4 separate regions of the Mus musculus genome follow, and all the other regions are linked to region 2. The links are chromatin loops, found by intact Hi-C in ENCODE. Cell type or tissue: left cerebral cortex. All regions are shown on one strand. Links, peaks and the distances in the headings refer to the core of each region. The heading gives the core; the rest is flanking DNA. Region 1 has its middle 17 kb from the start of Gadd45g. Region 2 holds the start of Secisbp2 (SECIS binding protein 2). Region 3 has its middle 22 kb from the start of Sema4d. Region 4 overlaps Sema4d (sema domain, immunoglobulin domain (Ig), transmembrane domain (TM) and short cytoplasmic domain, (semaphorin) 4D).

Region 1 (5,676 bases), core at 1,085-3,584, 180 kb before region 2:
GACAGAATACCCACCAGGGTGGGATTTGGGATATTTGCATAGAGTAATCATTCTCACAAGATCCACAGAAGAGACAACGGACAGATCTAAATTCCATATTCCCAGTAATCTCTGTAAAAACTTGTAAATTCCACCGCGATGCCTAGCGTTAATTGCCAATTTGACACCACCTAGAATCATCTGGGAGGAAAGCATCAGTGGGTGGTTGTTTACAGTGGGTTGGCCTGTGAGCATGGGGGGGGGGGGCGGGGGGAAAGGGCCTTTATTATATTAATTGCTGTAGGAATACCCAGTCTCCTGTGGGTGGCATCATTCCCTAGGCAGTGTAAGAGAATGGAGCCCTCAAGCTGAGCACAAGCAGGCAGACAAGCAAACAAGGGGGTATGCATTCATTTCTTTTCCACCCTGGATTGTGGGTGTGACTGACCAGCTATCCCAAGCCCCTGCTGTTGTGATTTTCCTGTAGTGATGGACGGTAACCTGGAATTGTGAACTAAAATAAGCCCCTTTTTCCGAGTTGCTTTTGGCCTGGGTCTTTTGTCACAGCAACAGAAGAAAACTAGCACAACCAATTGAAAGATAGAACGGCGTTAGCCCTAGGAAGGCAGCTTGTACCCCGTCAGCGGTGCCACTTGTGTGCGCATGCGTGTTTGTTTATGCGCGCATGCGAAGTATGTGCTTGCATGTGTGCACGTACCCGTGGAGGCTGGAGCTGATGTCTACTATCTTCCTCGCTTGCTCTGTACCTTATTTTTTGAGACAGGGTCTCTTGCTGAGCATGGATCTCACCAATGTGGCAGACTGGCTGGCAAGTGTGCCTTCTAGATCCTCCCGCCTCCATTTCCCAGGACTGGGGTTTCAGGCCCACGCCTCCACCCCATCATTTTACATGAGATCTGAACTTAGCTTCTCATATCTTCACGGCAAACTCTATACGGACTGAGCCAGCTCCTCCTCACCCCCTCCATTTGTCTTTATCTCCACCCTACCCCCACAATCAAGGTTCTCCTGACAGAAGCAGGGTACAGCCACCAGCTCTGCCTCCTGCCTGACCGGGAAGGATTTAAGCCACCAGAGTGGGTTTGGGTCCATCTCACTGAGTACCAACTGGTGGCTAAGTACAAGGCCTGAATCACACTGCGGGCTGCATAGGACTGACCTGACTGCTGGGGCGGGGGGGGGGGGGCAGGAGGGGGACAGGAATCAGACACAGGAACAGCGCCACACCCCACTTGGCTCCTCTAGCGCCTAAAGAGTCTATGCTGCACACTTGAGCTCAGACAGAGCTGAACCTCGGTGGAGCGCCTCTGGATGGGAGCTGTACGCAGTGCTTTCCTTCTGTGAGATCGCTTAGTTCTAATCAGGATCGATGATGTGCCCCTTCCACTGGTTCCATATTTGACCAGTGGAGAGAGAAACTGAGACTCACAGCGGTTGGGAATCGGTCCATCGATCCTGGCGTTTTGACTGCAGGATTCTAACAGAACCCCTCAGGTGTTTTTGCTAACCCTTATCACACCCAAGTTTGAAGAACCTTTAGTGGACCAGGGAGATGGCCCAGTGGGTAAAGTGCTGGTCACCAAAGCATGAGGGCCCACAATCAATCTCTAGTACCCCGGTGAAAGGTCAGGCACGATGCAGTGTGCTGGAGTAGAGACAGGAGGATCAAGGGAGCTTTCTGGCCAGCTGGCTAAGCTAAAGCAGCAAGCACCAGTTTGAGTGAGAGAAGATGACGACTCTGGACTCCGCTTACATGCCTGGGTGAGCACAGCAAGTAGAAATGGGAAGGAGAGTGAAGAGAGAGGAAGACGGGAAGCCGAGAGCCAGAGAAAGGGAAGAAAAGTAACAGATGGGATGTGATGATACCTGGGTTTCAGTGACTCTTGAATGAAATTGTCAAAACCTTTTTCCCAAAATCAAATGGAGAAAATAAAATTTTAGACACCCTGCTAGGTTAGGGCTACTCAATGAAAGCCCAATTAGGGGCAATGCTTTGAGAAACATATTGAATTAAAAGGGTTTGTACTTGAACAATGAAGTAATTACACTTAATGCTACCAAAACAAACCAAACGCGGGTCCACAGCACCCTCTAGTGTTTACATTGAGCATTTACAAGACCATTCTCCCTCATCCCAGCAAGCAAGACTCACCCAGAACATGACTGCTACATAAAGATGCTAAAGGAGTTCTTTAACACAAACCGGTCCAGTAAACTTTCACCTACTTCTCAAGCGTGGTGTCTCACAGTTGCAATCCCAGGACTCTGGAGGCTGAGACAGGAGAACTGACACAAGTCTGAGGCCAGCCTAGACTATTGAGAAACAACCTATTTTTTAAAAAAAAAATCGCTTGAAGCCCAAAAGTAACTGTAACATTTAATATCTATTGTTCTGGTGTTAATAAAAAGCCGATACAGCAAGGAGAGCAGTGACAGCATTTTATTTAAAGATATCTACATTTTAAGTTATTTATTTAGTGTACTGGGCATGCTTGCACTCACACGCAGGTGTGCACATACCACATTCTGTTCTCAGGAGCCAGTTCTGTCCTGTTGCCTTGTTGGACCCAGGGATAGAAATCAGGTTGTCAGGCCTACACACAAGTGTTCTACCAGCTCAACTATCCCATATCCTCATTTTAATTAAAAAAAAATAGTTGACCTACTAACCATATAATGTGCTATCTTAGGGAAGTTTTAACCAAATGCATGCAAAGATTAGGAAAGGTGACATAAAAGTAATATCTATGATTATTTAGAAGGAGAAAATAAATTGTGACAGAATATGGTGGTATAACATGTTTTTAAAGTACTAAAGAATTATCATGATCTTAATCTTAAATTTTTAGCATAGGTCTGGCGAAGTGGCAAGGTGGCAAGGTGGGTAAGGGCACCTGCTGCCAGGCATGGCAACCTGAGTTGCATCCCTGGGACCCACATCATGAAAGAAGGGACGTGACTCCAGCAAATTGTCCTCTGACCACAGCATGACCCAGAAGCACCCACCTAAAAGATAATAAATAAAATATAACATTAAAAGAAAGACATTGGCTGGGCGATGGTGGCGCACGCCTTTAATCCCAGCACTTGGGAGGCAGAGGCAGGTGGATTTCTGAGTTCAAGACCAGCCTGGTCTACAGAGTGAGTTCCAGGACAGCCAGGGCTACACAGAGAAGTCTCGAAAAAGAAGAAGAAGAAGAAGAAGAAGAAGAAGAAGAAGAAGAAGAAGAAGAAGAAGAAGAAGAAGAAGAAGAAGAAGAAAAGGAAGGGAGAGAGAGAGAGAGAGAGAGAGAGAGAGAGAGAGAAAGAGAGAAAGAGAGAGAAAAACATTGTTATACACCTAATGCAAAGCCAGCCCCTAATCCTTGGCCCACATTGCAGGTCATGTTGGGTAGTTGGAACATCAGTTCCACCATATTTTAGTTGCCAATCCCTTTTGCCTATCACTAAGACAGAGATAACAATCTCTCATCTACTTGAGATTGGGCGAGACAAGGCAGTCTCCAGTAAATGACAGCTGTGGCAGTACTGGGTGCCAAGGGTGCCCTTTACCACACAGTCTCAGAGTGACAGGTTTGTTTTTTGGTTTTGGTTTTGGTTTTTTTCGAGACAGGGTTTCTCTTTATAGCCCTGGCTCTGTCCTGGAACTCACTTTGTAGACCAGGCTGGCCTCGAACTCAAAAATTCGCCTGCCTCTGCCTCCTGAGTGCTGGGATTAAAGGCGTGCGCCACCACACTCGGCTCTGCATTTTTTTTTTTTTTTTTTTTTTTTTTTAGTGACCGTTTTACATCTGTGTGTGCAGAAGTTAATCTTGGTCTTTCTTACATGTACTGAGAAAAAAAAGACTTCACATTCCCGTTGCTTAAATTCTTCCAACTTGCTTGAATTCAGTTAGCAGCTCGTTGATCACTTCATTGTTCCATGAAGTTAGCTGGAAAATTAATTCTCTAAAAGGGAACGTTGCCCATGATTGTGAATGTTTGCTCAAAATTACGTTTGTCTGACATGGACGTAATGTTTGCTGTTTGCTACAATGTAGCAAGTACAGGAAGTACAGGTAGCAAGTACAGGAAGTACAGGAAGGTGCTGTTGTGCCAGTGGACAATGAATGAAAGCAGTTTCCTTATTTGTCTTGAGTCCTTTTTGAATTCCAAAAGCTTGTTGAATTTAAAAAAAAAAAAAAGCATTGTTACAATGTAATTGAAAAAAATGTTGCTCTTAACAGCAGCAACAAGAACACGCTCAACCCGAACCTCAAAACAGAGAGGGGGTCATGCAGATGGATTGAATGAGGTCAGAGGCCAAGGTGAATGAACCCAGCCGCCTTGCTTCCTCCGTTTGCCTTCAGCTCAGTCACAATCACCCAGGGTTGCCTTTAGAAGGTCAAGGGGTAAAATGTATGGGGCCTTTTCTTTTCTTTTCTTTTCTTTTCTTTTCTTTTCTTTTCTTTTCTTTTCTTTCTTTCTCTCTCTCTTTCTTTCTTTTTCTCTCTCTTTTTTAAGATTTATTTATTTATTTTATTTATGTGAGTACACTGTAGCTGTCTTCAGACACACCAGAAGAGGGCATCAGATATCATTACAGATGGTTGTGAGCCACCATGTGGTTGCTGAGAATTGAATTCAGGACCTCTGGAAGAGCAGTCAATGCTCTTAACTGCTGAGCCATTTCTCCAGCCCCACCCCACCCCCAAATGTATCTCTCTACTGACGTGTTCCTGTGCATGGCCACGGCCTCTGCACCTCACAGTGTCATGTGCTCTCTGTGCTTTGAATCCTATAAAGCACATTATTATTATTATTATTAGGGTTTTTTTTTTTTCGAGACCGGGTTTTTCTGTGTAGCCCTGGCTGTCCTGGAACTCACTCTGAAGACCAGGCTGGCCTCAGACTCAGAAATCTGCCTGCCTCTGCCTCCCAAGTGCTGGGATTAAAGGCGTGCGCCACCACTGCCCAGCACATTATTTTTATTTTATTATTATCATGATGATGATTAATGCAGACAGCTTCCTTCCTGCGTGTATACCTACAGGCCAGAAGGAGGCACTAGATTACATTACAGATGGTTATGAGCCACCTTGTGGTTGCTGGGAATTGAACTCAGAACCTCTGGAAGAGCATCCAGCGCTCTCAACCCCTGATCCATCTCTCCAGTCTAGAACACATCACTCTGTTACTTGCCTTCTGTGCAAAACATTTCCATCCTGAGGCACATTCATGTGATAATATGTAGGATTCTGCGATGGGTGTATACCCAACTTATTCATTGATCCCCAGAATGTGTGTAAAACCCACATGTGGTAGCATCCTTGGAATCCCTAGTCTAGGGAAGTGGAGAAGAATCCCTGGGCTCCGCCGCCAGCCAGTCCTGCTGAGTGGGTGAGCCCAGTTCCAGCAAGAGACCCTGTCTCAAAAACTAGGATTTGTTCAAGACAGGGTCTCCCTCTGTGGCCCAGGCTGGCCTCAAACTCATGGGAATCCTCCTGCCTCAGTCTTCTAAGTGCTGGGATTGCAAGGGTATGCCTTCATGTCCAGCTTGTCTCCCTCTTTGTTACAGAAGCAGACTACCATGCCCAGAGGCTAGAAAACAGTTCTTTCCCCCTACCCCCCTGCTGTCACCAAAACCCAAGAAGAAGCTGCTCACAGCGGAAAAAGGTTTCTTTTGCCTCTTGGTTA
Region 2 (5,676 bases), core at 2,090-4,589:
CATGGACACACGCGGTACAAAGACTACGGTTGTGAAGCTTGAAGTTACCACCTGCATGCTGTGTGATGGTTCTAACAGGCTAAGGAACCTCTGCCTATACAGTGCAACACACACCACACTCTAACAACCCACCCCAGGTCTGATGGCCTCAGCTAGGCCAGGTTCCAGGCACATTTCTTGGAGCCGTCATGATGAGTATGCCCATGGGAATGGTACTGATTCGGGAAAGTGGGACAGCCTGCCATTATACCAGAATTTGTCGGCTTTACCAGATTTCAAACTGCTCTCAGTTCGAGAGGACAGGTGACTGGACCCCCTGGCTGGTCTCGCCTCACAGGGCACCGCATTGTCAGCCCTTCTGCTGCTTGACTTTTGCTCTTCACATGCTCTTCTCTCATCAGAGGGTTTTTTCTGCAGGAGAGATTTAGAAAAAAAACACACACACACAAAACTATGAAACACGAAAACTACTACTGGGGCTGGAGAGATGGCTCAGAGGTTAAAAGCACTGACTGCTCTTCCAGACATTCTAAGTTCAATTCCTAGCAACCACATGGTGGCTCACAACCATCTGTAATGGGATCTGATGCCCTCTTCTGGTGTGTCTGAAGACAGTGACAGTGTACTCACATACATGAAATAAATAAGTCATCAAACAAACAAACAAAACAAAACTCTGATAATGAAACTTTAACACAGCAAACCAGTAAGTATTCACAATTCAAACATTTAAGAAAAGAACAGACCAAACCGTTTGTAAAAAGGCTATCACCAAAAGGTAAGCAGTGCTTAGCTATCAGAGGACACACTGACTTCTGACACTGGCAACAAGGACTAAGAGGAGGAGCCGCACCCTGCAGCAGCACTTCCTCACCTTAAATACACCTTTTGCTTCCTGAGGTGGAGGGCACACGTGCTCATGCCGGGGCTTTGCTGTCCGAAAGCCTGGGTGACACCGTGCTTGGCTGTAGTCGTACTGCAGGGTTGGCACTGAGCAAACACTCTGTGCGGACTCTAGGGTGTAAGTGGGATAGGCAAAAGGATGCAGCGCTATCTCAGAAGACACGTACTGTGCTGGAAAGGTGGGGGCTCCGAAAGCCATGTCTTCGGGATACATTTTCTGTCTAAAAAGTGTAAATTTCAGTTGCAGATTTCATAACACAAATCAAGAACATTATTTTTAAGACGCTAATTTAAACTTTTTAATATTTTCTTTTAAGGATCACTTACTTTCGCATTGGAAACTCCCCTATCAACAACCAAATGAGGGCTAGAGAGCTGGCTCTGTTAGTAAAGCGCCTGCCTGGCACATAAGCGCAAGGCCCTAAGTTTGGGCTCCAGAGCCAGTGTGATAAGCAGTGCACGGCAGTGCGCTCTGGGACTCCAACCAGAGGGGGAGCGCAGGTCCTTGAAGGTCACTGGCCTGCCAGTCTCGCTGACTGAGGGACTTGAGCTTCAGTGAGACTGCTTCTCAAAGAATAAAAGAACAATTGAGGAAAGACCCAACTTCTGCCACAGGCTTCCGCATGCAAGTGCACACATGTGCATTTACCACACATACCCCCCCCACATATGCACGCACACCCACCTACCCACCCACCCACCCACCCATCCAAACAGGACCTCTTTTTTTCTTCCTGCAAAGAATACTGCTGATTTTTTTTTTTCCGAGACAGGGTTTCTCTGTGTAGCCCTGGCTGTCCTGGAACTCACTCTGTAGACCAGGCTGGCCTCGAACGCAGAAATCCGCCTGCCTCTGTCTCCCAAGTGCCAGGATTAAAGGTGTGGGCCAAAACTGCCTGGCTACTGATAGAGTTGAACGAATGAACTAGGACCAGGGTAACAGAGCTCAACGGTAGATAGCCTTCATAAAACGCACAAGGCCGTGGCTTCCTCCTATGGCACCACAGAAAAGGTAATCTCAAGTAAAAAGTAAGTTCAGATGCCATGGCAGCACAGCAAGGGCATGCTCCCACAGTTTTGCAGCCGACTGCTGGTTTAGTACCTGACAGTGTCTCAGCAACCTAGACACAACAGCCGAAAGGCCATTCCCTTGGCTGAGGAGTTGCACTACAGCCTGCACAGTCTTCCTCCAGTCCTGCCCTTTCAGCCCCTCACATCCTGCACTATGCTGCCCAGAAGGCCAGAGTACAAAGAGGATCCTGCACACCACGGAGGCCAGGAGCCGTAAAAGATGGGCACCTTGGTAATTATTCAGTAGACTGGGGATTGACCCTGAGGCCTTGTGTTTGACAGAAAGAGCTGCACCACGGAGCTCTGTCACTGGAGACAGGGTCTCGCTAAGTTGTCCAGCCTGGCATGTTATCTATCTGATCCTTCATCCATCTGTCCTTTTCCCATTTACCCTTCCTTCTTGCCGTTTCTTTTCCCAATACAAATGTGAATTTGTTTGGTTCTGTCTTGCTTTGGTAGCTCTGAAGATCAAGCCCAGGGCCTGACAAATGGCAAAGCAGCATCCTCAGTCCCTACACGCGTGAACCAGTATCAACTGTAAACAAATGACCCTGCAACTGTACTTTCTAAGTTCCGTAGTGTCGGTCCCTTCCTGGATGAAGTTTTTGCACAGAATTTAGTCAGGCTACAGAGCCCAATCTTTGCTGGTTGAAGAGCCTCCTTTCCTCACCTGCAAGCCGTCCTGTAAGATGTTATGTATGTTTCAGTGTGTGAGGCTCTAATCACTACCTCTGGGAGAGAAACCCTCTGCATGAGGCAAGGCATCGAGAAAATACATACTCAGCTGCTGGTGGTTCCTGTACAAATGGATAGTAGGTGGCCGCACAGCCTGGGAAGACACGTGTCTCTGAGGACTCTGACCACGCCACGTTGAGCCCAGCAAACTTAGGGACGAATGGTTTGACATCAGCTGACAACTTGATGCTATCCTGAGGATGAGAGGGTGGGGATGGGCTTTAACGCTCCTGAGATTCGCCAAATGCCATCAAATACAAACCACAAGAAAGGTGCGCCATTCTGATAGGCCCATTGGTGATTACAAAGGTGCAGTGCAAAGACAAAAATGTGTTTGGCAACAATATCTCCCTGATGTTTTTATTATTAAAAAAAAAAAAAAGGTTACTGGACCTTACATGTGAAAAAAGGACAATGAATTAAAGTCGAAGGAAACCCCAACCTTGTTATATAACAAGAACCACAACTCGGAATGCTTCTGAGGATTTAAACTTGAAGATAGTTATTTTTACCTCTTCCATCTTTATACATGAGATATATAAGAACCCTGTACCTAGTGTCGCTAAACTATACCCAAAGGACGCTCAAAGTTATTATGTAAAACACACCGCTGACATTTATTGCCATCTAACTTCTCAACAAAAATCACCACATATTTCATCTGTAGTTAGTAAACCACACGGAACCTCTGAGAGAAAAATCATCCCACAGCCATGAGCCCTTGGAACGCAGAGTATGGGTTATTCTGACAACTTTTATCACCGCGTTTGGCCAATTTAGAGTGGATTTCTGGGACGGCCGGCGCGCCATCTAGCGGTCATGGCAGGCGCGGACGCGGGTGCGAGGTGCCCGAGGCCGTAGGTAGCCTATGTGTTATCATTTCGCTGGCCGAACCGTGAGAGGGTGGTCAAGCCCCCCATCCCCGAACCTCAGGCCCGGCGGCCCCGCGCGTGTGCCTAGACCCGCAGCCCGCCCCTTACCTCGCCGTCCGGCTCCCGCGGCCGCTCCGACGCCATGGCGGCCACGGAAGAGCCCGCGCCGTGAAGCTAGCGGCGCGCCTAACCAACGACTCAGCGTTTCCGCCTTCCTGCGCGGCGGCGCCAGGACGTACGTCACCGAGGCGCGACGGAGGCCTTCCCTGCCGGAAGTGCTCGGCGTCCCGGGCCTCCGGAGCCGCACGTGGAAGACTGGGGCAGCGACAGCTCTAGGGGGTGGCTTGTGGTGGGCCAGGAAGGGCGCGGCTGAGCTCTTACGTGGGGCGGGCTTGGTGATGTGACACTAGGGGAGGCCAGGCTCTGGGCGCCCGCACTGATGCAGTGCAGGAGGGAGACTCCTAGTAAGAGTGAGGCCGGCAGACCTGCTCAGTGGTGAGCTTCCAGGAGCATCTGCTCCTGTGGAGTTTCTAGTAGGATGTCATGGCGGGTGCCTGCAGGCAGATGAAGAACCTTGGAACTAAGAGGAGTCAAATGTTTAGCTATGTGAGACTTCTGCTGGGGCCTGGACAACAGGAAGCTCTCGCAAAACACAACTCCAAAATGAAACCAAGAGCACAGAAACAGGTCGAAGGACAGAAAAAGGTCGCCTGCAATGTGGGGGCATTTGGCAAACAGGCCTTGGAGTCAGTCTGTAGGGTTAGAATTAAACACCAGCCCTTTTTTTCAAGCAAGACACCAGTGCCAGTTCATGGTCAGTAGCCCTGTTAGGTCTAGTGTATCCCACACATGGAAGGCTGTGGCTCTGTAGTGTTTACTGTGTTCAATGAGAAATCACCCCTGCTAATGTCTAACTACAGTCTTGTTTCTGGCCACTCATACTTTTTTTTATGGCTATCCACTGATGTGTGCTTAATTTCTTGGTTCACACAAGATGCACGAATGTGGCACCTGAACTTTTAAGATACTTTTCTCTGAAACCACTAGACTTTTTGTAGACTTGTGGACACTATCAAGCGGTGGGTTTTTCTGTTCACTTGCAGAATCCAAAGTTATTTAGGAAGTAAACTGGCAATAAAGCTGTAATATCCTCATTTGGAGCTTAATATTTCTTTTTCAAGTATGTTTATTTTCTTATATTTCTTTTTCAAGTATGTTTATTTTCCCCAGGGGTAAAAATAATCAAGTCAAATTAATTTCAACAATGGTGATATAAATGCAATATACAAACTTTATTTAACAAAACAGGTAAAATAAAACAGGCATTTATATTAAGAAAAAACTACAAGAAACTATCTTGAACAACTTAAAACAACCCTACTTGCAGTTGCATTTGACTGAGCTCTGTTGCTGTGAAGAATACAGCGCATGCACAGGTATGGATGAAAGGTTTGTACACTTTTCAAGTATTCACTGAATACTACCTTATATACACATATACATTAAATTTGAAAAAGATTAGATGATCCCAGCTGCACTTCATTTTTGTTGTTCTTTTGGAAGAGGTCGTCTAAAGAGAAGAATATGCGGTTCTGTGGAAAGAAAATATTAAGTTCCATGTCACTATTTGAAGTATTCAAAATGAATTGTCGGTGTAATAAATAGTAAATGCGGACAAACTCGTATAATAGCATTGTTCTACCATTTTATCCTTTGACCGACTCTGGAAAATAATTTCTACCTGCAAAATCATTTTCAGTGAAGAGAAATGTAATCTCTTTGAAAAAAGAACAGCTAATTCAAGTCAGCTGCTGGATCTCAGGCTAATTCACATCCAAATAAATAAATTGATGCCATACACACTTAGCTAAGAAAGGGTTGTTCTAGTCAAACCAGATCTCTGGGGGGTGAGGGGGGGGGGTGGGGGCTTAAAAGATTAAACTCAGAGAGTCCACCCAAAGCTTCCTCATTCAACGGGATGAAGGCCAGCATCTATAGCACTTCTGCTTTCCTATTGATAGGAAGGATTTCTGAGCTCCTAAAGATATGTGCCATAATTCCAAGGAAGACTCCAGTTTAACAATGCCACCTTTTA
Region 3 (5,676 bases), core at 1,316-3,815, 160 kb before region 2:
CCCCCTCCCCTCTCCTTAGAGCACCCATCAGCATATTCTCCTGCTGGAAGTCCCATCCCTGACAGCTGAGCACTGCCAGCCTCCTGCCGAATGTGCCCTGTGGTTCCTGGTTCCCAGTCCTTGAAGGTCATATCCCCTCACATCCCAGCCTCCCCTGGGGCTTGGTATCTGGACCGGTCACAAAGCAGACCTTGTCTAGGATTGTGTTATTTATTACCTAATGTAGGGAAGAAGGACAGCCTGGCTCACCCTACAAGTCCATGGTCCTCTCTGCACATGAGAGGCTGGACAGCAGACAGACACGCTGCATCTGTAGAAAACGCAGTGGGGAATGGACTGGCAGATCACAGCCTTCTTGCTTGCCCGAAGCAGGAGGAAGTACTCTTCTGGGAGAAGAGAGTTTTGCAGAAGAACTTCTGGATACCAGCAAGAGCTTCTGTGGACATGCTGTCAGTGACAGTGACACACACACACACACACACACACACACACACACACACACACACCATGTTCTCTGCTCTTAGCCTCTTGAGTAACCCCATTTTAACCTGTCTAAGCTGGTGCCTCAGCGGTTAGGGAAAGGTTCCCTCTGGGCAGTGTGGCCAGTCTGCACCTGGCTCAACAGTTGTCACATGGATCTTGCAGAGGTTGGCACAGTCTTGCTGTGAGCTGGGGCCTGAGAGGCTAAGGCTAGCAATAAGGAGGGCAGTTAGGAATCCCTAGGGAGGATTGGTGCCTATTTCCCTCCTCATCATGGAATGAGGCTCACACATCCTCTGGCCCAGCCACATCATCTGCCTGGTCTTAGCCTCAGGGAGTCTTTTGTTTGAATTGTTTATGGTCTGTACAGTCATGTACATGCCTACAGGACCTACAGATACTGGGGCAGTAATGGCCATGCCTAGCTATAGTTTGAAAGAAGGACACCAAGACTCAAATCTGGGCTGTTCTAGGTACTGCCTCCTGGTCAAGTGTATGCTATGCGGGTTTTATGATTTTTGTAAATGACTTAATTCCTCTAAAAAGAAACGAGTTCCTTGTTCGGGGAAATGGTCCCAAATGGAGCTGGGCAGAGCATTTAGTCAGTAAAGTACTTGCCTTGCAGGCATAAAGAACTGAGTTCAGTTCCAGCAGCTACAGAATAAAAAGCTAGATGTGGTGATTTGCCCTAGCAATCTAAGTGCCGGAGGGGCCAGGCAGCCTAACCAGTGAGTCCCTGGGTCAGTGGGAAAACCAGCTCAAAAAATAGATAGTTCCTGAGTTCTCTAGCTGAAAAACAGACAGACGACAGGCAGGCAGGCAGGCAGGCAGGCAGGCAGGCAGGCAGGCAGACAGACAGACAGACAGACAGACAGACACACACACACACACACACACACACACACACACACACACACACACACAGCAGTATATGTTCACAAAAAAAGGAAAGAAAAGGAAGGAAAACTGTCCCATGAAGTGGAATGGGGAAGCCTGACTCAATCACACTACTGCCTACTGCCTCAGATGGTCAAGTTCAGAAGCAATCAGTGAGGCCCTAAGACAGCAGCATAGACAGTGATCCACAGTCCATGGCTCTCTGCAGACAGAGCCTAATGCAGGCAAGTGGCTGTTCTTATCAAGTGTCTATAGCTGCTTCTGAGAGGCCTGGTGCTCACACCAGGCTAAAATTCACCAAGCAAGTCCTATGGTCTTAAAAACAAAAACAAAGCAAAAAATCAAGCATGGTTTCCGAATCTTGCTTTCCGGTCAACCATGGAACCTGAGGGTCAAGAACAAAACTAGGCAGCCATGAAGAATGCTCTCTGCTGTTGGCTGGGGAGCCCAATTTCATTGTGGACTTGCCTTGATTCTATTTCAAAGACCAGATAGAAATGTGTGCCGGAATTATCTTTCCTTCAGTCGTGTAAATGACATCATGGCATAGAAACGTACTTGTGTTCATTTAGAAAGAGCAGAAATTGTATTCCCACCCCCCTCAACGTGATGAATGCCATCTTAGGAAAATCGGGCCCAGAGCAGCCAGCCATCTGGCAAGGCTTGTTATTATGCATGGCCCAACCTCATGCGTGTTATCCTGGGTGTGCACACATGTTATGTGTTTACGGCAGGAGCCCCTGGGCTGCTCTCTTGCCTTGAAGACTGTAAGCAAAGAGGTGGGTCTAAATCATAGCTCTGTCCTACCCTGTGCAAAGCAGTGTCTCTTAACTGTGTCCCTGGTTGGGGATGTCACCAATTATAGTCTGAAAACATGCTGCATTGTGTCCAGCCAGGCCAAGAGGCAGCCCTTTCTGCTCTGGAAAATGGCTGTTCCCGCCAGCCCTTCAGCTGCCTCCTGCCTGGCAGCCTGCCTATGATAGATAGCTCCTCTGCAGATGGTCCAAGTTACCAGACAGAGCCAGGCTCAGAACTACCCATGGACCTAAGATGACTTCTCTCTGATCTATTCTTCTGGGAGCATGATTCCAGAGAAACCTATCAGTTTGCCTCTGAGATCCCATAAATCCTCGCCTGGAGTTCTTCATTTGGATGTCACCCTTCTGTGTCGCTGTCATATCAGACAACTCTTGACACAGGGCTGAGGGCCTCCTTCCCATCCCATGAGAACAGGAAGCACTGTTGTGTCTGGGTCTCCCACTGAAGCCGGATGGAGCTCATGAGTGACTCATTATTTTCTGTACGTTTATTTATATTCTAACTGATAAACACAATACTTTAAAGTCAGAAGACCTTCGCCTCGGGAGGATGAGGCAAGGCAAGGAAATAAAGTGCTGGAAGTTATTAAAGGACAGAGAAGAAAGCAAAGCAAAACCAGCTGGGAACAGAAAATAAGGAAGTTGAGGAGAGTAAGCAGGTACCTTGTAGTCTCAGCTACCGGAGAGGCTGAGGCAGGGGGAGCTCTTGAGCCAGGGTGTTTAAGACTAGACTAGGTGTGATGATTTGACTAGGTTTGGCCCAGGGAGTGGCACTATTTGGAGGTGTGACCCTGTTGGAGTGGGTGTGGCCTTGGAGTGGGTATGTCACGGTGGGCGTGGCCTTTAAGACCCTCATCCTAGCTGCCTGGAAGCCAGTATTCTGCTAGCAGCCTTCAGATGAAGATGTAGAACTCTCAACTCCTCTTGTACCAAGCCTTCCTAGATGCTACCATGTTCCTGCCTTGATGATAATGGACTGAACCTCTGAACCTGTAATCCAGCCCCAATTAAATGGTGTCCTTATAAGAGTTGCCTTGGGATGGGCAGTGGTGGCACACACTTTGGGAGGCAGAGGCAGGTGGATTTCTGAGTTCGAGGCCAGCCTGGTCTACAGAATGAGTTCCAGGACAGCCAGAGCTATACAGAGAAACCCTGTCTCAAAAAAAAAAAAAAAAAAGAGTTGCCTTGGTCATGGTGTTTGTTCACAGCAGTAAAACCCTAACTAAGACACTAGGGCAACAAAGTAAGACTCCGAGAGGCGGGGTGGGGGTGGGGGGTGGAGCAGGGGGTTGGGGGGCGCTTGGCAGTTAAGGCATTTGTTGCTCTTCCAGAGGACCCAAAGTTGGTTCCCAGCATCTATATGGGATGGTTCACAATCTCCTGTAATGAAAACTCCAGGGAATGCAAAGCTGTTCTGGCTGCTGCAGGCGTATGCACACACACATGCAAACATACATGCATACACACACACACACACACGTAAAATTTAAAATATTTCCTTTTCAAAAGAAATAAATGAGAGAGGCTGAGGAGATGGCTCAGTTGTTAACGTGCCTGCTGCTCAAGTATGAATATCAAGGTTTAGACACCCCCACCCCCCAGAACTCTCATAAATGTCGAGTGGACATGGTGGCCCACCTGAAATTCTGACCCCAGAACGAGGAGACAGGAGACCCCAGAATAAGCTGGCTAGTAAGACTAGCCGTATCAGTGAACACTGGGCTTGATTGAGAAACCTGTCTCAAAGAATAAGATGAATGACTGATGGGAGGTGACTGCTGACATCCCCTTGGTCCTCCGTACGTGCACATACTGAGAGAACCTAAGGGGGAAATCCAGATTCAGTTGGCTTAGAGAGGGCGCGCTTTACAGGTAGATCCAGAGCGATAAAGTATAGATGGGTGCTGTTGGAAAGCCCCAGTCAAGTCATTTCCAAGGCTGACTCCATCCTCTGGGGCAATGTCTCAGTTTCTTCTTCACAGGCTGTGGAGATTTCTCATTAAGCCCAGGCTGCCTTTCACAGATGATGTATTACAAGCCCTGATAACATCAGCTCTGTCTCTCACATAGCGACCTGCCACACAGCAGCATTTTCCCCCATTTACTGGGGAAAAAATAGACTCCAGGTGTGACTGTCTCCACTCCACAGCAGGGGCTGTTGTGGCCAAGAGACCCTCTCCACTCCCATCGTGACATCAGTCAGTCTGTCATCCCCATAACAAAACACCTGAGAAATAAAGGTGCATTTGTGTGCACATCTTTGGATATTCTGTTCCAGGATCAATAGACACCACTGCTTAGGCCTGAGGTAGGCATCGGGTCACATGATAGACACGCAATATACAGAAAAGCTGCTCACCTCAAGGCCTGGAAGCAATGAGGAAGTGAGAGACGGGGCACCTCAATCCCTTTTGAGGGTATATATACCCCCAGTGGGCCTGGAGACTTCCCACTTGGCTCTCCTCTTAAAGGTTCTACCATGGGGAAATTTCTACTACCCTGTCAAACATGCCTTTAACCCATGAGCCTTCAACACATGGGAAGACACTTGTGCAAATAACAGCAATAGCTTTCTCAAATCCACCCTCTGAGGACCCTGCCACAAGCACATCAATTGGAAAGAAGCCAGGCTGGGGCATGCCCTGCCTCAGACCGCATCCTGTCATTACTGTTTTGACAGTTGTCATGGCAACTGGGAGATTAACGTATATTTCCACCTTCTGAGCAGCAGCAAAGCTTCCTGCCAACTTGTCAGGCTGGGTAGTTGGGGGACAGACTCCAGGATGCTGATGACACAGAGTCTGTAGCCTTAAGAGAAATGGGGCTACCTCCAACTCTGGAGAAAGGGCAAGGTTGTCTTGCCCTGTGGGGTTCCTGAGGATGAAGGTCAGATGAAATCCACTAGGAAATGAACGAGGAACAGTGCTCAGGACACACATGGATGGCCCTGGGCGAGTGTCCATGCTGGGAATACTAGGCGTGATGCAGTAATTAGCCCAACCACAGTGTGACTCTACTCCACCCACATGCATGTGATGAGAGACAGAGTCACCTCCTGGGGGTAATAAAGCTACTCTGGTCTGACCAGACCACTGCCTAAGTGGTCCTCTTAGGGGGAAAAACTATAGTCCAGAGATGAACTAGGCTAAGCTTGGCTCTGTGCAGTCGGCCTTTGTATCCCTGGTGGGAAGAGGGGGTTCTTTCTGTACATACTAAAGCTCTTTATATAAAACAGCATGAAGTTTACATAGAGCTTACGCAGCCCCTCCTGTGTACTTTAAATCATCTCTCAGCTACTTCCAACACCAATGAACATTGCTATGTGCATAGGTCTCTGACTTCATTATTTAGGGAACCATGGAAGACTTGGCACATGCTCAGTGTAGACACCTAGGTGTAGTGCAGACTGAACATGCAGAACAAGATCTTCAGGGGTTGAATCTGGAAATTACAGTCTGTGTATACAGAGGGCCACCCATCC
Region 4 (5,676 bases), core at 1,398-3,897, 140 kb before region 2:
ACCTAGGAACCCTGTTGGAGCCTCTCCTGCGACCCCCTCGGGGCTCCCAGGATCCCTCTCCGAGCTTCTTCCCCAGGTTCTCCCACACCGCTAGGACCTAGTCTGCATTCCCACCTGGATGCCCCCGGACTCCCTCTGCGTTCGCATCAGGATCCTTTGGGTCCCCTCTGAGTCCCATCCGGATTCCTCACCCCCCTCTACATTTCCACCGCGTTTTCCAGACCCTCTCTGCAGTTCCACCCCAGCCCGGATCTCTCTCCGGCGTCCCTTCCCTAGCTCCCGCCAGGCCCTGGCAGGCAGGTGGCTGGAGCAGGGACACGGGACAGGCAGCGGATGCGACTTGACCAGCCAGGCCCTGCACGCTGGGACCCCCGGGTGCTGACTCCTTGATCGGTGCCTCCCAGGTCAGGCCCGGTGCCCGTAGCCGGGCTCCCAGCCCCGGCCTAACCAGCTTCTATTTCGGTCTCCCAGGCCTTGGCTCGGGTGCACCGGATGTGGCGCGGTGCACTCAGACAGGTGCGGCCGCGGTGAGGTTGCCACCGCCGGGCAGTGGGCACTGCAAGGCGGTGGCTTCCTGGAAGATTCGGGCTGCGTTATTCTAGAACCGCCCGGAACCACCACCAGCTTTAGCTCGAGCTGCACCTGTTGCTGGCGCCCGATGATTTGCAGGGGGCTGGTTCTGTTGGGGCTCAGCCAGTTATGGCTTGGGGAAAAAAATCAGCCAAAAAACAAAACAGCGCTGAGCACGTAGCTGCCCTCTATATGTTTTCTGTTTAGTCTCTCTGTGGGTGAATGTGGAGTTTTGGCTTTCAATGAAGCATGTGGTGAAGGCCTGCCCCTACATACTGGGTCATTTGCCACATGAACTTGTCCTGCTTTTGTTTTGAAAACCCTCACTGTGTGGAGCACAGCCCAGGCCCGTGGGTGGCCCAACCTCTCACTGGACTGGGGGCCTGTAGCCAGCCATCTGACCCAGCTGTGGGTCTACCAGGCGCTACCAAACGGAAGTTTCCTTCCCAGGAGGGTGAAGTGACACCAGCGGTCTGTCACTTCATATGTGCCCCTGGCGTCTGACTTGTCTCTTGTCTGCCCAGGCAGGCAGGGTTATTTGGGAATGTTTACAGTGTCCCAGAAGCAGGCAGTCTTGGGCAGAGGTGGGGGTAGATCCCGGTAGCGACTATAATGGCCTGATTGTCATTTTGACCGTTGCTGTCTGTGTGCATCACGTCAGAGCGATCATCTGTTGAGAAGCGGAATGGATAGAATAGTGAGCAGGGATGTTGGTGTGGGCAAAGCTTGTCTTTCCTGACCATAAGACTCAGTTAGGTCTGGCTGGTCCACACAGCAAGTAAACCAAAGAAACAGACACACGTTGCCTATACCAGTTGTGGCATTGCCGTTCTTGCACGATGGATGTGCGACCTGGAGCCAGGGCAAGAGTCAGAGGCTGCCTTCCTGTGATGGGCTTGTTTAAGTCTGTCCTTTGAAATGGAGCTGCGAAGTCCCTCTGTCTATAGACTCCAATGACTTCTGGCTGTCATTGTGTGCCTTACAGAGACTCCTCCCCAGTGGTTGGAGTCTTGGCAGGTGGCTGCCTGCCCTGGACTGAGGGATGAGGTGCCTGGTGTGGACCGTGCTGCCTCAGGAATCCAGGGGGTCTGGGGCCAGGGCAGTGTGTCTGGTGACATCATCCACTTGTGGACAGTTGCTTCTCTAGGCTGTCTTTTATGGACAGTGTCCAAGGAGGCCTTTCCCACCCCAGGCATGGTGTGTGGTGGGCCAGGGCTATGGGAATGGGTGCTAATGGACAGCATGATCAATAATGCATCTCAAAGATCAATGGTTTTCTTTAGCCATTTGAGGTGTTTCTAGAGGGAGCCTGCCCTGGGAGGGCTAGGAAGGCTGAGGAGGGGGACAGTTTCCTTTGATTCGATTATGTTTAGGGTGAGCTTAGAGCCAGGGACCCTGGGTTTGAGCCCTCCAGAACATCTTCACTATACCAGAAGAGGATTTGGAATTTCCTCATTGTTGTTGTTTAAAGCAAACTGTTCCCTCGAGTTTGGAAAAGATCTCCCTCAGGCTCTCTGTTCCCTAGGCACCCAGAGAGCCATAGCATGAGCTTGGTGGTCATGCCAAGGTGGTCTTGGGGGGAAAAAAACCCTGCTGCTAGAATTAGCCAACAGGGGGCAGATCCCCTCCCTTTCTTCCTCCCTTCTTCCCTCCCTCCCTCCTTCAGATGGAGCCCAGGTTGCTCTCTGACCTCCTGTATCAGCCTCCTGAGTGCTGGGATTACAGGTGTGGGCCACCACTACCCAGTTTACATCTCTCCAATGGTGCCGGTCCCAGAAGGTCCACTAGATGGTGAAAGGTACTGGTGAGAGGTACCCATGGGGTTTACCCAGGCTGAGGGGGAGGGTCCTTTTGGTTCTCTTGGCTAAGAGCCATCCCACTCTTGGCAGCTGCAGTATGAGCAACCCATCTCTGCAATCTCAGTTGAAGACGTGGCTGTCCCTGGGTGACTTGGGGTGTGGCCCAGAGCTAGGCTGGTCAGGCAAGGTCTTATGCACGTGTCGGGGAGAGGTTTGCTGGACCACGGTGCAATTCTCTTGTCTGGAGGACATGCAGAAAGAGGTGGCAATCTTGTAGGAGGTACAGGTTAACCTGGTCTGTCAAGGGGTGACCGGAAGAAACATAGAAAGAAGTGGCAATTTGTTAGGAGATATGAGTTTCCCTTGTCTTTCTAGGGGTGAGCTGCTGGGCCTTCCCCAGAACAGATACCAAGGAAGGGGATTTGGGGGAAGAGCCAGGTGTGGCTGTTTTGCTCTTGGGACCTTGCTTTCCAGCTGTGCTCTTTCCTGAGTCCCTTTTGTGCTCACCTGGGATGCCACATCATGGCACATCTGTTGCTGCTGACCCAGGCCTGGACAGCAGCCGTACTTTCTTTATTTCTTGCAGGGGGCTTGTAATTTGGTTTAAACTCTCACACACTGCCCGTGAGAGCCCGGGTTGCGTATTTTTTCTGAATGGCTTCTGGAAGGCACTTGTAGATTGCAGGCATCCTGAAGCCTCTAACAGGAGTCCCTGACAGAGCTAGGCCGTGAGACAGACATTTGCTACATGAACAATGGTATGGTACGAGGGACTTTTTTTAATGACCACCATGTGGTTGTTGTTACCAGGGGTGCACAGGGTGCTAAAGGATGCTTGGGATCTGCGTTGTCGGATCAGGGAGGGGTCTGGGTGAGCGTCCCTGAGCTCATTACTCTTTTTCTGGCTTCTGTTGTGTACCATTGAAAGTACTCCATAATTAAAAGTTAATAGTTGAGGGCCAAGTGGATTGCTTACATGAAGCAGCTGCGTAAGGGTTTACTCGAAACTTCCAACCTTCCGTGCAGTGCATTGAGTCATCCTGTTTACACAAGTGGGCACTTATGCATGGAAGTGGTCTCCTACGTGAATATAGACAGCACCGTTGTGTCTTCGAGGATGCCCCCCAGAGGTTGAGTAGGTAATGGTGGTAGGGGGGCATCTCATGGACCAGGGTCAGGCACGTTGAAGTTAGTGGGAATGTGGGCACAGGGGTGACTGTCTGCATGTATGTGCCAATGTGTGTGAGTAACGGAGTCAGCGTGTAAGTCTGTGATGGTTGTGTGAAGATATCAGATGGACAGGGTAAAAGTGGAAGCCTGTGAATTGTTGTGTGTCTGTGTGTGTGTTAGGGGACGTGTGAGCATGTGTGCAAACTTGTAGTGTGACTTGTGGTGTGGAAACATCTTCTATGTTTCTTTGGCCACTTTGTGTTGCCAAACCTCATTACTGTGGTGTTTGGGGTCATTTTTAACTAAAGTAAGGCGTAGCTGAACTGTCCTGTGGGGTGGAGTTGATCTGGGCACTGATGAACGTGAGTAACCATTGGCAAGTGGGACACACTGTGTGGATACTCTGGAGAAAAGGAAGGCAGACAGTGCCGGTGGGGTGGAATTGTGTGTAATTTAAACCTTATGAATTATTTATTTCTGGAATTTTTTTATTCAGTATTTTTGGACTGTAATTGACTGGAAACCGAACCTTTAGAAAGCAAAAGATGAAGGATGTACTGTTCTGTGGATCTCCGTTGTGTGTCTGTGCTTTGCCTCTGCACTGGGGGCTCTGGAGGCTTATGTGAGTCTTGGGTGCCAGTGCTCGGAGCTCTTTAAGGCTGAAGGGCGCTTTTTGGGTTGGCAGTACTGTGGTTGGTTTGCTCATCTCTCGGTAGATGTTTGGATTGTTTCCTGTTAAAGGGTTAGGAGCTAGAACTTTGCAACAGAAGGGCAGATAACCTGCAAATAGAAGCACATGGCCAGCCAGCCAGTGTCATTAGTCACTGAAAGATACAAGCCAAGACCCAGCTCTTACTGCACTAGAATGGCGTTGATACAAGGGGTTGGGAGATAGCACCTGTTGTTAAGGACTTAGAGAAAGTGGAACCCTGGGGTTGCGGAGAGGGGAAGATGGTGTTTGGGGAAACAGTATGGAAGTTTCTTGGAAAGATAAACACAGATCCAGGTTCCTTGTGATCCAGCTATTCCACTTTTATACCCATACCTAAAAGGATCGGAAGTAGGGACTAAACAAAAGCCTCCCACCACCATTTATAGCACCGTTCACAAGACAGCAGATGTGGAAACAGCCTAGCTTGTCCATCAGTGGATGAAGTGGGTGAGCCAGATGTGCCGTGTGCAGGCATGGAATAATACTCAGCCGTAGAAAGGACTGGAACACTGATACATGTTCGAACCTTAAAATAATAGAACCTTGAAACACTGGGCTAAGTAAAAGTAGCCACAGCTAAGACAATGTGACTCAAGAATCTTGTGTACAAAATGTCAGTACAGGAGGCCCAGCTGGAGTGCCAGAAACATCATCAGTCACCGGGGGTCGGGAGAGGGATGGGGTGGGACTGCTTGGTTTTATAGGGCTTCTAGTTTTCTTTTGTTTTGTTTTTTTTTTTTGTTTTTTTTTTTTTTTTAGTGCTGTGGATTTGATGCCCTCCCCCACCTCCACCCTCATTTTGTATGCTAGGTGATAAAACATAATAGCTGATAATGGTTGTTGTGATGTTGTGATTGCATCACAAGATGCTATTAAAGGATAATGTGTGTGTGTGTGTGTGTGTGTGTGTGTGTGTGTGTGTGTGTGTGTGTTTTGCATGGTGCATGTCCCTCTGCATGCTTCTCTGGAAGCCAGCACAGGATGTTTTCTTTTGTCCCTCTTTGCATTCTTCTCTTGAGACTGAGCCTGTCTCTAAACCAGAAGCCCACCACTTTGGATAGCTGGCTGGCCAGCAAGTTCTCAGGATTCCCATGTCGACAGCCCCCAGCCTTTCCCATTTCAAAGTCCAGTCCTCTGATTTGCAGAACAAGCACTCTCACCCGCTAAGCTACCTCTGCAGCTCCCTAAGTATACTTGGTCACAGTAAATAATATACAGAAGTACCCTGTGCCTTCTTAGACAAATCTTACTGGGGTTGTATATTTTCTCCTGTAGACTGGTCACTCACCAGGGGAGGAATCTCAGGGTTTTGTGATGTGTGTGTGTGTGTGTGTGTGTGTGTGTGTGTGTGTGTGGCCTTTTGAAGAACCTGGTAGCATTTTTAATGACAATTGTGTGGGTTTTTTCATCCCCCCCATAAAGGAG

The links. A loop is a pair of places that touch in the nucleus more often than their neighbours do. Peaks named below come from ENCODE experiments on the same cell type or tissue, not always from the same donor. Only the 100,000 strongest peaks of a DNase experiment are listed, where the experiment ranks them.
Region 1: it touches region 2 in a loop (5-fold over the local background); 2 of 42 quality-filtered maps call a loop at or near these places.
Region 3: it touches region 2 in a loop (3-fold over the local background); 8 of 42 quality-filtered maps call a loop at or near these places.
Region 4: it touches region 2 in a loop (2.9-fold over the local background); 2 of 42 quality-filtered maps call a loop at or near these places.

The regions. Positions count from the first base shown.
Region 1 is chr13:51,827,332-51,833,007 of GRCm38, reverse strand. No RefSeq gene overlaps it. Among named protein-coding and RNA genes, the nearest start is that of Gadd45g, 17 kb to the left of the region's middle. In left cerebral cortex, for the core only: a CTCF peak has its summit at 2,092 (motif pointing left); a DNase peak (open chromatin) is centred at 2,089.
Region 2 is chr13:51,649,834-51,655,509 of GRCm38, reverse strand. Secisbp2 (SECIS binding protein 2) reads right to left here and starts at 3,802. Exons shown (of 17, transcript NM_029279.2): 1 at 3,690-3,802; 2 at 2,755-2,903; 3 at 875-1,124; 4 at 270-411. The coding sequence starts at 3,725. It overlaps Cks2 (CDC28 protein kinase regulatory subunit 2), which reads right to left. Exons shown (of 3, transcript NM_025415.3): 3 at 4,848-5,173. The coding sequence ends at 5,121. In left cerebral cortex, for the core only: a CTCF peak has its summit at 3,527 (motif pointing left); DNase peaks (open chromatin) are centred at 3,562 and 3,823; H3K4me3 peaks cover 1,664 bases; H3K27ac peaks cover 934 bases.
Region 3 is chr13:51,813,308-51,818,983 of GRCm38, reverse strand. No RefSeq gene overlaps it. Among named protein-coding and RNA genes, the nearest start is that of Sema4d, 22 kb to the right of the region's middle. In left cerebral cortex, for the core only: a CTCF peak has its summit at 2,872; DNase peaks (open chromatin) are centred at 2,044, 2,262, 2,650 and 2,853; H3K27ac peaks cover 255 bases.
Region 4 is chr13:51,787,743-51,793,418 of GRCm38, reverse strand. All of the region lies in intron 1 of Sema4d (sema domain, immunoglobulin domain (Ig), transmembrane domain (TM) and short cytoplasmic domain, (semaphorin) 4D), which reads left to right. Among named protein-coding and RNA genes, the nearest start is that of Sema4d, 3.1 kb to the left of the region's middle. In left cerebral cortex, for the core only: no CTCF peak of the experiment used is centred there; a DNase peak (open chromatin) is centred at 2,497; H3K4me3 peaks cover 498 bases; H3K27ac peaks cover 415 bases.